Regions from separate parts of the Homo sapiens genome. Here regions 2 and 3 are each linked to region 1. Evidence: chromatin contacts called from ENCODE Hi-C or POLR2A ChIA-PET data. All regions are on one chromosome and are shown on one strand. Each heading gives the region's core, a stretch centred on a gene start or an enhancer-like site at or near the end of the contact. The rest is flanking DNA. Distances are from core to core; before and after follow the strand shown. Region 1 overlaps LOC105376478 (a long non-coding RNA gene). Region 2 holds the start of MTPAP (mitochondrial poly(A) polymerase). Region 3 has its middle 18 kb from the start of MAP3K8.

Evidence for each region. Hi-C counts contacts between places; a loop is a spot of excess contacts on that map. ChIA-PET counts read pairs that join two places held with the same protein, here RNA polymerase II (POLR2A). Pooled maps may share reads with other maps.
Region 2: POLR2A ChIA-PET joins it to region 1 with 10 read pairs in WTC11. The contact joins the promoter of MTPAP here to the enhancer-like site in region 1. POLR2A ChIA-PET finds 5 or more read pairs at or near these places in 6 of 52 experiments (A549, HEK293, OCI-LY7 and 3 more).
Region 3: a pooled map shows a loop between it and region 1 (2.5-fold over the local background). The contact joins two enhancer-like sites. A Hi-C loop is called at or near these places in 2 of 168 maps with a recorded cell type or tissue (lower leg skin and uterus) and 3 of 50 pooled maps. POLR2A ChIA-PET finds 5 or more read pairs at or near these places in 7 of 52 experiments (AG04449, H1, HepG2 and 4 more).

The regions. Positions count from the first base shown.
Region 1 is chr10:30,551,728-30,556,187 of GRCh38, reverse strand. It overlaps LOC105376478 (a long non-coding RNA gene), which reads right to left. Exons shown (of 2, transcript XR_007062102.1): 2 at 1,580-2,234. It also overlaps the pseudogene RN7SL63P. Among named protein-coding and RNA genes, the nearest start is that of LYZL2, 76 kb to the left of the region's middle. RefSeq lists a silencer at 2,034-2,328 and an enhancer at 2,805-3,417. Within about 2 kb of position 2,152, at least 26 of the 41 ENCODE cell types and tissues checked have a DNase peak (open chromatin) inside an H3K27ac peak, as active enhancers do.
Region 2 is chr10:30,346,826-30,351,285 of GRCh38, reverse strand. It overlaps MTPAP (mitochondrial poly(A) polymerase), which reads left to right and starts at 2,008. Exons shown (of 9, transcript NM_018109.4): 1 at 2,008-2,167. The coding sequence starts at 2,011. RefSeq lists enhancers at 1,997-2,136, 2,167-2,216, 2,267-2,336, 2,347-2,446, 3,028-3,528.
Region 3 is chr10:30,413,698-30,418,157 of GRCh38, reverse strand. No RefSeq gene overlaps it. Among named protein-coding and RNA genes, the nearest start is that of MAP3K8, 18 kb to the left of the region's middle. Within about 2 kb of position 2,362, at least 2 of the 41 ENCODE cell types and tissues checked have a DNase peak (open chromatin) inside an H3K27ac peak, as active enhancers do.

The sequences.
Region 1 (4,460 bases), core at 903-3,402:
ATAGAGGAATTCAGCTTGGCCCCAGCTACAGTTCTCCAATTGCACACGCCATTCATCACAACTCTCAGTACAGAGAGACCCCCCACCGAAGCCACCAGCACCATCTCTCCTCAGAGGGGAGTTCAGCCAACTGGATGTTTTGAGTCTATGAGTTTACTCTTTGAGATTTCCTGACACCACAGTTTCCAATGTTCCTTCCAGACACAGACAATCCTCTCCTCCCAAGAAACTCAGGTGTGGCTAGGCATGGTGGTGCACACCTGTAGTCCCAGCTACTTGGAAGGCTGAGGTGTGGTGGTACACATGTGTAGTCCCAGCTACTCCGGAGACTGAGGCCAGAGGATCGCTTGAGCCCAGCCAGGAGTTTTGGGCTGCAGTGCGCTGTGCTGATTGGGTGTCCACACTAAGTTCATCACCAATATGGTGAACTCCCTGGAGCCGAGGACCAACAGGTTGGCTAGGGAGGGATGAATTGGCCCAGGTTGGAAATGGAGCAGGTCAAAATTTCCATGCTGATTAGTAGTGGGATGGTGCCTGCGAATAGCCACTGCACTCTGGCCTGGCCAACATAGCAAGACCCTGTCTCTAAAAAAATAAGTAAATACAAGAAACTGGTGTAAACTGTTCTCTTCACTCTGTTACATGTAAATGTAAGGAAAGAGAATGGAAAAACTATTTTAACATGGATTATCTCAAAGTGGTGAAATTGTGAGAGTTTTTTACTTTCTTCCTTTTGTTCATCTGTATCGTCTAAATGTTCTATAAGATGAATATCTGTTTAATACATTTTATCTTTCTTAAAAGATTGTGTTGATGACTAAAAAGTTAACATGTGTAACAATGCCAGCAAAGCTGAATTTTTACTTAAAAGTTACAGCCGGGCCAGGCAAGATGGGTCATGCCTGTAATCCCAGCACTTTGGGAGGCTTTAGTGGGTGGATCACCTGAGGTCAGGAGTTGGAGACTAGCCTGGCCAACATGGCAAAACCCATCTCTACTAAAAATTCAAAAATTAGCTGGGTACGGTGGCAGGTGCCTGTAATCCCAGCTACTTGGGAGGCTGAGGCAGGAGAATCACGTGAACCCGGGAGGCGGAGGTTGCAGTGAGCCAAGATTGCGCCATTGCACTCCAGCCCGGGTAACAACAGTGAGACCCTGTCTCAAAAGAAAAATTACAGCTGGGTGTGGTGACTCATACCTGTAATCCCAGCACTTCAGGAGGCAGAGGCAGGAGGATCACTTGAGCTCAAGAGTTCAAGACCAGCCTAGGCAACAAAGTGAGAACCCCCTCCCGTCTCTACAAAAATAATAATAATAATAACAATAATAAATAAAACTGAAAAAATAAAAATATATATTTTATGGAGAAAGGTGTACACATGTTATCTAAAAGTGAAGAAGCATAAAAAGTTTCATATTCATTTTGTTTCTCTCTGTCTGTTCAATTCTTATAGCTTCATTGTTTAATTTCCTCACATCTTTTTTGGGAGAATGTTATTTAACAAGGATTCTGGTAACTGTAGCGGAACTGGCAAAGGGGCGGTTTGTAATCAGCACATTGCTTGTATAATCCACGGGGTTGTAACCATTCAGGAAGGAACTTCCTGTCCTTTATTTAATTAAAGCAACTTTTCTTGAAAAACAAAACAAAACCTCTTTTCTAACTAGCATTTACATGAAGAGTTGCCTACGTTAAAAGACACAGCAACCTGTGAAGAGAAATATTTAAGCTAATGTGTTCCATCGTGCTGGTGAGCACTTTCAAAGGAGTGCATGAAAGATATCACAGCCTCACAAATGCAGAGAAAAGCCTCCCTTGGCCACTGCTGATCAGGAAGTGAGACTTTGTCCTCCCCACAGTGGTAAGAGCCTCTGGGAAATTTACTCTGGGCTGTGTATCTATCACTTGCTCTAAATCAACAAATTTGTAATTGATTATGTCACATTTCAGCTATACCTAGCCGGCTGGATTATCTTCCTCATGGCCAAAAGGAGACTAGACATGGAAGGCAAATTGCAGTTAGATGAATTTAACCAGCTTTCTCTACACCGCATGAAGCCAGCGACTGTGAGGGCTCTGCTACGCGGCTGAGCGGGCTGTGCAGGCATTGCCAAGGTCTCCTCCCTTGTTGACGTTCCCTGCTCGTCTTCACGTGATCCCATCTCAGGGCTCTGCCGTCCACGCCCTCACCAAGCTGGATCCTGGAAGTCATGCAATTCCTTCTTCCTTACTTCTGTAAACCAAAAAGTGTCTGAGACAGATCTCAGTCAACTTAGAGGTTTATTTTGCTGAGGTTGAGGAAACACTCAGGAAAAAAGAAACACGAGTTACAATAGGATTTGTGTTCTCTGCTTTTTTCCAAGGAGAGTTTTGAGGACTTCAATATGTAAAGGGGGAAGAGTGGGCAGGAGGAGAAGGAGAGAAGAAAAAGAAGGGGGTAGGATAGGCAATGAGCCAGGTGGTCACATTCTCATGAGGCCTTGAATAGCACTCACTGAATCCACACTTTACATGTGAAAAGATAGGAGGGAGGGGAAAGTCATATAATTATCTTGCTGAGTAAATCTACATTTTACGTAAGATAAAGTCAGCACATGAAATTACAGCTATCCCTTGGGAACGAAAGGAACACAGTTTTGCTTTGTTTTTCTCTTGTCTCAGTTCCCAAGCTTAACTTTTCCCTTTGGCATTGTGAGTTTGGGGTCTTGAGATTTTCTTTTCCTTTCACACTTCCCCCACCAATTAATGGTAAGTCAGCCAGTTTAGCAGACTAAACATTTCTAACTTACCTCTTTTTCAATTTCTGCTAACACTGCGCTAATTCACTTCCTTATTCTCTAGGACAGGGGTCCCCAACCCCCAGGCCATAGACCAGTACTGGCCTATCAGGAACTGGGCCACACAGCAGGAGGTGAGCAGCAGCAAGCAAGCAAAGCTTTATCTGAATTAACAGCCGCTCCGCATCACTTGCATTACTGCCTGAGCTCCACCTCCTGTCGGATCAGCGGCAGCATTAGATTCTCATGGGAGTGCAAAACCTATTGTGAACTGAACATCTGAGGGAGCTAAGTTGCATGCTCCTTATGAGAATGTAATTCCTGATGATCTGTCACTGTCTCCCATCACCCCCAGATGGGACCTTCTAGTTGTGAAATGGCTCCATTTTCTGGGGTATATACCTTGACTCTTGGTCTCGGTTGAGAAGGAATTCAGGACACAGACACACATGAGGAGTGGGTTTTGGAGCAGAAAGTTTAATAGAAAAAAGAAGAAAAGAGGCCGGGCACGGTGGCTCATGCCTGTAATCCGAGCACTTTGGGAGGCCGAGGTGGGCGAATCACTTGAGGTCAGGAGTTCAAGACCAGCCTGGCCAACATGGTGAAACCCCATCTCTACTAAAAATACAAACATTAGCCAGGCATGGTGGCAAGTGTCTGTAATTCCTGCTACTTGGGAGGTTGAAGCAGGAGCATTGCTTGAACCCAGGAGGCGGAGCTTGCAGTGAGCCGAGATAAGGCCACTGCACTCCAGCCTGGGTGACAGAGCGAGACTCCATTTCAAAAAAAAAAAAAAAGGAAGAAAAGAGAGAGAAAAAGCTTCCTCATGCTAAGAAAGCCCAAAAGAGAGTCTCCAAGTGGGAAAAAGAACCAGCTGGTGCAAATGCGTGGAGTTTTATAGTCATGTTTGAGGAGGCAGTCTCTGATTTACATAGGGCTCATAGATTAGTTTGATCAGTTATGATGTCTACATAGTGTTTGGGGAAGGCTGGTTGCCCCACCCTAATCTTATCACACAAATGGCCATTCCAGTTGATCAGTGCCATTTTGTCTGCTTCTTACTGGACACGTGGCTGACAAAAGAAGGGAAGATGGAGCCGCCATCTTGAATATAATCGGCGCAACTGCCAGTATCAGGTCTGCAGCTCGATTTTACAGGCTGCTCTTCATTAGAAAGGAAAATGATTTGGGGCTGCTTTTCACTAAAAATAAAAGTTTTACCGAGGACTCCCATACTCTTACTATCTGCCTAAGTAATTTCTTCTTAACTCCTAAATCAGTTGCAGGAAAACAAGCTCAGGGCTCCCACTGATTGAACATTGCAGTGAATTGTATAAGTATTTCATTGTAATAATAACAGAATGTTATACATTGTACATTCTTAATGTTATACATTGTACATTGTTATACATATATACATGTATAATGTTATACATTGTACATTGTTATACATATATACATGTATAATGTTATACATTCTTAATGTTATACATTGTACATTATTATACAATGTAATACATTGTACATTATTATACAATGTAATACATTGTACATTATTAATACAATGTAATAATAATAGAAATAAAGAGCACAATAAATGTAATGCATTTGAATCATCCTGAAACCACCCCCACCCCAGTCTGTGGAAAAATCGTCTTCCACAAAACCAGTCCCCTATGCCA
Region 2 (4,460 bases), core at 759-3,258, 200 kb after region 1:
TGCCTGTAATCTCAACTACTTGGGAGGCTGAGGCAGGAGAATTGCTTGAATCCAGGAGGAGGAGGATGCAGTGAGCTGAGATTGCACTAACGCATTCTACCCTGAGCGACAGAGCAAGACTCTGTCTCAAAAAATAAAATAAAAAAAAAGTACCTACTGCCAAGTGGCTGGAGAACATTTTATTCTGCTAAAGGGATTAAATATCCCCCACAAAAATTAAAAAGTCCTCACATCCATCCCCAAACTCATTGCTTACGCAGGACTTTCCTTGGAAGTATCAAAATCAAATATACTTCTATCTAACTTTGAGATTCTTCAACATCCATGTGGGAGTGGCAGGACTCTGTGTGGCCTGAGGGTGGCCTTGAGTGTGTGTCCGAGTGGAAGGCCCAGGATCTGGGGACTGACCTGGGGTCAAATGGCACAGCCAACTTTTTTTTTGAGACAGAGTCTTGCTCTGTTGCCAGGCTGGAGTGCAGTGGCACAATCTTGGCTCACTGAAACCTCTGCCTCCTGGGTTCAAGTGATTCTCCTGCCTCAGCCTCCCAAGTAGCTGGGATTACAGGTGCCCACCACCACACCTGGCTAATGTTTGTATTTGTAGTAGAGACAGGGTTTCGCTATGTTGGCCAGGCTGGTCTGGAATTCCTGACCTCAGGTGATCCTCCCGCCTTGGTCTCCCAAAGTTCTGGGATTACAGGCGTGAGCCACCACACCCAGCCAGCACAGCCAACTTCTAATGAGGCCACCTTAGACAAGTTACTTACTGTCTCTAAGCCTCCGTGTTCTCATCCATGAAATGGGTTTAATCACTCAGATTTGTTGAGATGATTAAAAAGGAAAATACCTGCAAGGCAATAGCACCATGCTAACACAGAGCTGGCTAGTCAGTTCCGGTGCTGGTTTGTCCTCTCTCACGCTCCGATTGCGAGGCCCCTTGCTTTTCCTTTCGCCTCCAGCAGCAGTGTATTCCCCCGGGGAGGCTGCCTTCAGTTGCAGGCTTCTTTGCACTGTTTCGTATGTCCTTTTCCCAGGCACCCGAGCAAGGGCCACTGGTTATGACACAGGCACTGAGGAGGAGCCTTGAATCAAGGGCAGAGCTCTGACTTTAAACTTTGACTCCCCAGGTGTGACCTATAGCCAGTCGTTGTCTGATCTGTGCCCCACTTTCTCATGTCCAAAATGAGAAGACTGAACCAGTCCTCTCCAATGCCTTTCGTATGGCTTTAAGATGAGGTATGTACCTCTCACTTGGAGGAGGGGCTGGCAAAACCACTTGAATTTTAATTTGAATTGAGGCATATTGGCAGAGGTTGTAAAATGTCCTCACATGGTTCAAGGAAGATGATGATGCCCTGCCTGCTCCTGGTGCCCCTTTCAGAGAGGTTAAAAGCCTTTCCATTATTTTAACTTTTTTTTTTTTTTTTTTTTTGAGACAGGGTCACGCTCTGTTGCACAGGCTTAAGTGCAGTGGCGCGATCTCGGCTCACTGCAACCTTCGCCTCCTGGGTTCAAGTGATTCTCGTGCCTCAGCCTCCCAAGTAGCTGGGATTACAGGCATGTAATCACGCCCAGCTAATTTTTTTGTATTTTTTAGTAGAGACAAGGTTTCGCCATGTTAGCCAGGCTGGTCTCGAACCCGTAACGTCAGGAGATTCACCTCCCTCAGCCTCTCAAAGTGCTGGGATTACAGGCATGAGCCACCGCGCCCGGGCTCTGGTTCTATTTTCATGATGCTATTTACAAGAGTAGGTGGAGCGCTCCTTCTATGGAACTTTTCATTTGGTAAATTGTGTGACTGTGGAAGTAAACCATGTCTGAAAGCTTAGGTATCTTCTTTCCGGCCTCAATTTCCTCTCTTCCTCTAAAAGCGAACTTCTTTCGCCTAGTTTGACCCTCGAGGCTTCCCATTTCTTTTGCCCCCCCCCTCCCCCCCGACGCATGCGCGAAAACGCGCTGACCTTTCAGCTTCGCGCTAGTGCTGTTTTTTTTTTTTTTTTTTTTTTAGCAATGGCGGTTCCCGGCGTGGGGCTCTTGACCCGTTTGAACCTGTGTGCCCGGAGAAGAACTCGAGTCCAGCGGCCTATCGTCAGGCTTTTGAGTTGCCCAGGAACTGTGGCCAAAGACCTTAGGAGAGACGAGCAGCCTTCAGGGAGCGTGGAGACAGGTGATGGCGCCGGTTTGCCCTGTAGTTCCGTCCCACAGCGGGCGAGGAGTCTGGGATCACGGGGAAACACGTGGCCTGTGGAAACGGCTGTGGACCCTTTGGCAAGAGGGTGGGGCTGTGTCCTGTCCTCTCCTCTCCTCTGATCTCTGTAGGGGAACCCAGGGTCGCCGCCGTTGCTGAGGCAGAAGTGAGATGTGTGATGTTTGTTTGGGGCGACTCCTGTGTACAGTAATGGAGTTGTTTAGACTTCCATGAAATTCAGGTCAGGAACCCAGTTTGCTTGCACTTTACAGTTTGACGAAATAGTGTTCCCAATGATAGTAATGCTACACACCTGAGCCAGTCGCTGCATCGTGTACGTATATTTCTGATTTTGATACATTAAGTTGTTGCTGGAGGCCGAGTTATATTGTAGCCTGATGAATCAAGAGGATTCTTGGTTCCTAGACATAGGGTTCTGTCTATGAAATGTACTGCCGTTTACTTTATTCTTTTTGGCCATTTTGAACCAAATCAGTCTGGTAACAGATTTGGATTCACTGCAACAGGCTGTTGTCCCGCGTTCGTTCTACATTTATATGCTTCTTTGTGTATTGAGAAGCCAGTGTTATTGAACCTCTCTTGTGACTCAAGAGCTTGTGTATTCTATTTACAGTTCTTAAAACGATCTTGCAAGAAATGTATCACTGTGTCCATTTTACAGATGTAGAAAATGGTTCAAAGAGGTAAATAACTTAGGCAAGGTCACTAGCTCAGTTAATTTAGACTTCTAGTCAAATTATTAAACAAAATGTATTGACTTCTACGATTCCTTGGAGCTATTTTTTCCCTAAAATAAGCTGGTGTCTTTATCAGACTGTATAAAAGACTTACATTGGCAGGCAGTGAGAAATCTTTATGTATTTCATTCAAATATTGATTGGATTGTATTTAGTGGAAGCTACTTCTGTTGAACATTTCTAAGTAACGCTGAAAATTTGAGTAAGGATTCTGCCAAAAAAGCTATTGTAATTTAACATTTGTATGGGTGTTTAAATTTGAGAGTATGTTCATATGCTCTTTGATATATGAAACAACCCTGTAGCGTAGGTGTGGAAGGAAATAACTGTTACTCCATTTTATAGATGAGGGAACAGGGTAGTCCAAGGGTAGCTTGAGTAGTTCAAGCTAAACTCAGCTATTCGGTGGCAAAAATTAAAAAACCCACTGTTTTTTTTTTTTCTTTTTCGGGACGAAGTCTTGCTCTGTCACCCAGGCTGGAGTGCAATGGCACGATCTTGGCTCACGGCAACCTTGGCCTCCCGGGTTTAAGTGATTCTCCTGCCTCAGCCTCCCGAGTAGCTGGGATTACAGGCACGTGGCACCACGCCTGGCTAATTTTTGTGTTATTAGTAGAGATGGGGTTTCACCATGTTGGCCAGGCTGATCTTGAACTCCAGACTCAGGTGATCTGCCTGCCTTGGCCTCCCAAAGTGCTGGGATTACAGGCGTGAGCCACCGCGCCCAGCCAGTAAAACTCACTTCTAATTCCAAGACTATACTCTTCATTTACTGTAGCTTTGCTATTTTTCTTTTTTAAGGAAATGTTTCATTTTGTGTCATTAGAATAATACGACTAAATATTCAGGGATTCTTGCAGGAAATAACAAAATCCTCATTTGGATGTCTTTACCATTTTAAAGAAGGACAGTTAAGTACACCTTATACTCACCTAGAAGCATGTGATTTTATAATTGGAAGGAACTTGAGAAATATCCAATTCAGTTTTTCATTCAGTGTGAGGATTCATTACCAGTTTATAGCAATAAGGAACATTGTTGCATAAATCAGTCAATTCCATTTTTGGTCAGCCTCTAATGGTTGAAAAATATTTATAGTGAGCTAAAATCTGTTAATTTCCCATTTCCAGGTTGGTCTTAGTTTTGACATAGGTTTCATGTTAGTAGTGGAAAGAGCTGTAGTAGAAAGACAATAAGAGTACATGGTGTATTATTCGGGATTCTTTCTGATACAGGTAACAGAAACTAACTCAAAATAGCTTAAGTAGAAAAGGGAGACTATACCAATCTGTGTAACCAAACTCCAGAAAGAGACATATATCATACTTTAAGGTCAATTGGTTTGACGTGGTCAGTGTGAGATATTTTCATTTTCCTTAGCTGTTTTTTGGTGGCCTTATAATCTTGGGCTCTTCTACATGGGATGTTGATGATGGGGGTGATGGTCACCAGCAGCTCCACGTTCACATGCTTGCGGCTTCCGATTGATCACATGCCCACCCTTTGGATGAAGA
Region 3 (4,460 bases), core at 1,113-3,612, 140 kb after region 1:
CCTCCCTCCCTTCCTTCCTTCTTTCTTTTTTATTTTTGAGACAGAGTTTAGCTCTGTCACCCAGGTTAGAGTGCAGTGGCGTGATCTTGGCTCACTGCAACCTGCACCTCCTGGATTCAAGCGATTCTCCTACCTCAGCCTCCTGAGTAGCTGGGATTACAAGCGCCTGCCACCATGCCCCACTAATTTTTTTTCTTTTAGTAGAGATGGGGTTTCACCATGTTGGACAAGTTTGTCTTGGACTTCTGACCTCTAGTGATCTGCCTGCCTCGGCCTCCCAAAGTGCTGGGATTACAGGTGTGAGCCACCATGCCCAGCTAACAGTTTCTTTAGAAAGGTCAGTTTAAAGGCCTGTTTTTGTGTCTCAGGGAACTACATGGAGTGTTTGTTTTTTAATACACTGGGACAAAGAAGAGCAAGCCTAGTGTTTAATGTCCTGAGCCTTTAGCTATGTGGCTGCCCAGGCGGGCTTTTCTTTTCCTAACCCAGCTGGATTGCCATAGACCAACGAGAAGTGGCTTGACCCAGGAAGAAAACATGGGTTCTATCCCCAGGAGTGGAGTCAGAGTATTTCCCAGATGCTGGTCCCCATCCAACTAGAGGCTGTTTCCTCTGCCTTGCAACCACTGGCAGGTACAGGCACTTCTGCCCACAAGACAGTCTGGCAGCAGTAGCATTTCCTAAGAGATCCAGTGACAGATGGCTCTGACAGGATACAACAGCCTGCAGAGGAAAGAAACACGGGACAGCAATCTCTCTTGTCTCTTGTCTCTTCCAAGGACACTTTTCTTCCTTTCTTATTCTGAAGAAAAGAAGACATGAGTTAGTACTAAATGTGGCAGGAATAGTGGGCCAGGCGCGGTGGCTCACTCCTGTAGTCCTAGCACTTTGAGAGGCCAAGTGGGGAGGATTGCTTGAGCCCAGGAGTTCAAGACCAGCCTGGGCAACATAGGGAGACGCTGTATCTACAAATAAATAAATAAATAAATAAAATTAGCTGGGCATGGTGGCATCCACCTGTAGTGCCAACTACTCTTGAGGCCGAGATGAGGGGATGGATCACTTAAGCCTGGGAGCTCCAGACTGCACTGCACTCCAGCCTGGGCAACAGAGTCAGACCCCATCTCAAACAAACAAACAAACAAAATAATAGAAATGAGTAATGCTGTACTTGTATGAGTGACTGTGCATCTGAATTCATGGAATTATTGGGGTCTAAGTTCATAGAACTCATTACTAAAGAGGGGATCACAGTTGAAAATCACATGTAAGTAAATTAATAAAAGTCTCTGAAATCTAAGTCAAAAATTAATATGGAAGCAAGCATAGAAAAAAAGCATCCACTTGGTCTGCATGGAGAAAAGTGCTTAACTCCAGCAATAACTGGATTTGATGAGATGTTTTTCATGTGGTAAAACATACTCTTTAGCGCTGTGCGTTATGGCTCATGCCTGTAATTTTAGCACGTTGGGAGGCTGAGGCAGAAGGATCCCTTGAGCCCAGGAGTTCGAGGCCAGCCTGGGCAACATAGGTAGACCTTGTCTCTATAAAAATAAAATAATAAAATAAAATGAAATAAAATGAAAAAAGAAGACCATATCCTTTTCAGAAAATTAAATACAAAGAGTAGGTGTGGTGGATCATGCCTATAATCCCAGCACTTTGGGAAGCCAAGACTGGAAGATCTCTTGAGCTCTAGAGTTTGATACCAGCCTGGGAAACATGGAGACAATCTGTCTCTACATAAAATACAAAAACTAGCCAGGTATGGAGGCTCGCTACTTGGGAGGCTGACGGGGGAGGACCGCTTGAACCCAGGAGTTTAAAGCTGCAGTGAGCTGTGTTCACACCATTGCACTCCAGCCTGGGTGACAGAGTGAAACTCTGTTTCAAAAAAAGAGAGAAAGAAAAGTAAATTAAAAAGTAAATCTAGAATTCCATGAATTATTGGCACACATCCAGTGATGGTCTTCAGTAATGGTTCTCATGCTTTAGCTAAAACCATTTATAAATGCTAAACCTTGTTTTAAAAAAAATACAGATTCCTGAATCGCACTTCTAGATATTCTGATGAAGTAATTCTAAGGGTGCAGCCCAGAAATCTATATTTTAGTAAGCTCACCAAATACTTCTGACTCACGAATCAGTTCCCTGGACCAACTTTAGAAACTATAGTCTCCCAAAAACAGAAAGAAAACTTACTTGGGAATACACAAAGCCAAACTGCAAGAACATTAGTGTCAGATTCCAAAATCCAATGTTCACACTTTAAAACATTTGCCTATGGGCACTGGTACATGACTTTCAGTCTCACTGATTCTTCATGGTCTCCATAGCAACAACGGCTTAGAAAAAGAAATCACAGAGGAAATAAGAAAATTGTTAATGCTACTTCTTTTTTTTTTTCTTTGAGATGGAGTTTCGCTCTGTCGCCCAAGCTGGAGTGCAGTGGCGTGATCTTGGTTCAGTGCAACCTCTGCCTCCTGGGTTTAAGTGATTCTCGTGCCTCAGACTCCCGAGTAGCTGGGATTACAGGTGCGTACCACCACACCTGGCTAATTTTTGTATTTTCAGTAGAGACGGGGTTTTGCCATGTTGGCCAGGCTGGTCTCGAACTCCTGGTCTCAAGTGATCCCCCTGGCTTAGCCTCCCAAAGTGCTGAGATTACAGACAGGTGTGAGCCACCACACCTGGCCAAAATAATGAAGTGTTTCATAATGATGATTTCTTACGCTAGATAAAATATTCTATTACTACCTGTATCCTAGGGTTTTGTGGGTGTTAACTGAGCCAATATACCTAAAATGCTTAGAACTATAAGTGGCTAATATTAATATTAATCACTTAATAAATGTAATATGTTAGCTGGGCATGGTGGCATGTATGTAGCTCCAGCTACTCTGGAGGCTATGGCAGGAGGATCACTTGAGCCCAAGAGTCTTAGGCCACAGTGACCTATGATTGTGCTTGTAAACAACCACTGCACTCCAGCCTGGGCATCATAGTAGACCCTGTCTCTAAAATATATATGTGTGTGTGTGTGTGTGTGTGTGTGTGTGTGTGTGTGTGTGTGTGTATGTGTATATGTGTGTGTATGTGTATATACGTGTGTATATATGTAAATATACATATATATGTGATATACATATAAACTTAGATCTCTTCATATATGTTACATACAATGTAATATGTATATATGTGTTATATATAATATACATGTTTACATATTACACATGTTTATATATTGTTACATAAAATATATATCAGATGTAACACATGTAAATATGATATAACATATGTAACATAAATATGATATATACATATGATGTATACATATATGTAACATATAAAAATAGAGATCTATATTTACATATATTACATATAAATTATATTATATATAATATAAATATGTAGTATAATACATATTATATATTACATATAAATTATATGTAACATATGTATAAATAGAGATCTATATTTATAATCTAATAGTATTCTAATCTGTGGATAGATTACAAATTAAGTAGTCCCCTCCTCACATTGGAACTGTAGATTGCTTCTAACTTTCCTACATATATGGCATTGAAAATTCCTGTATGTACCTTCATGTGCATCTCTAATTCAGATAGATTTCTAGTAATGGAATTACTAGATCAAAAAGCATGAACAAGTTTAAGGGATGGACCTATAATCACAATGATTAGAAAGTCAGTCAAATCTGTGTTGGAATCACCACTTATTCTATGACCTTGGTCATTTTGCTTAATTTTCTCAATTTTCATATCCATAAAATGGGGATAACAACAACATTCACAGGCATATTGTGATGTAATTAGACACAACACAATACTGTCACACAGTATGTTCAAAGTAAATGTAAGCTGTTTTTATGAGGACATTTGAAACAGCAGGGCATTGCTTCATCCTAGCATTGGGTGAGAAAGCATTGGACAGTTTTCAACAGTGACTCCATGTGGCCATAATAGAAATAGCAGTGGCAGAAAACACGTGTTGTCAGAAATGACCAGATTTATCAGTTCTTTCTTTGGTGTTTGTTAACAGGACTGTCCATTTGGATGGCCAAAGCCTGTGCCCGAGATTCTTTTTTTTTTTTTTTTTTTTGAGACAGAGTTTCACTCTTGTCGCCCAGCCTGGAGTGCAACGGCAAAATCTCGGCTCACCGCAACTTCTGCCTCCCAGGTTCAAGCGATTCTCCTGCCTCAGCCTCCCGAATAGCTGGGATTACAGGCATGTGCCACCATACTTGGCTAATTTTGTATTTTTAGTAGAGATGAGGTCTCTCTATGTTGGTCAGGCTGGTTGCCAACCCCCAACCTCAGATGATCTGCCCGCCTTGGCCTCCTAAAGTGCTGGGATTACAGGCGTGAGCCACCGTGTCAGGCCATGAGATTCTTGAATAATTTGATACAGACAAAGTTCAGGAAAGAGATAATGGGCCC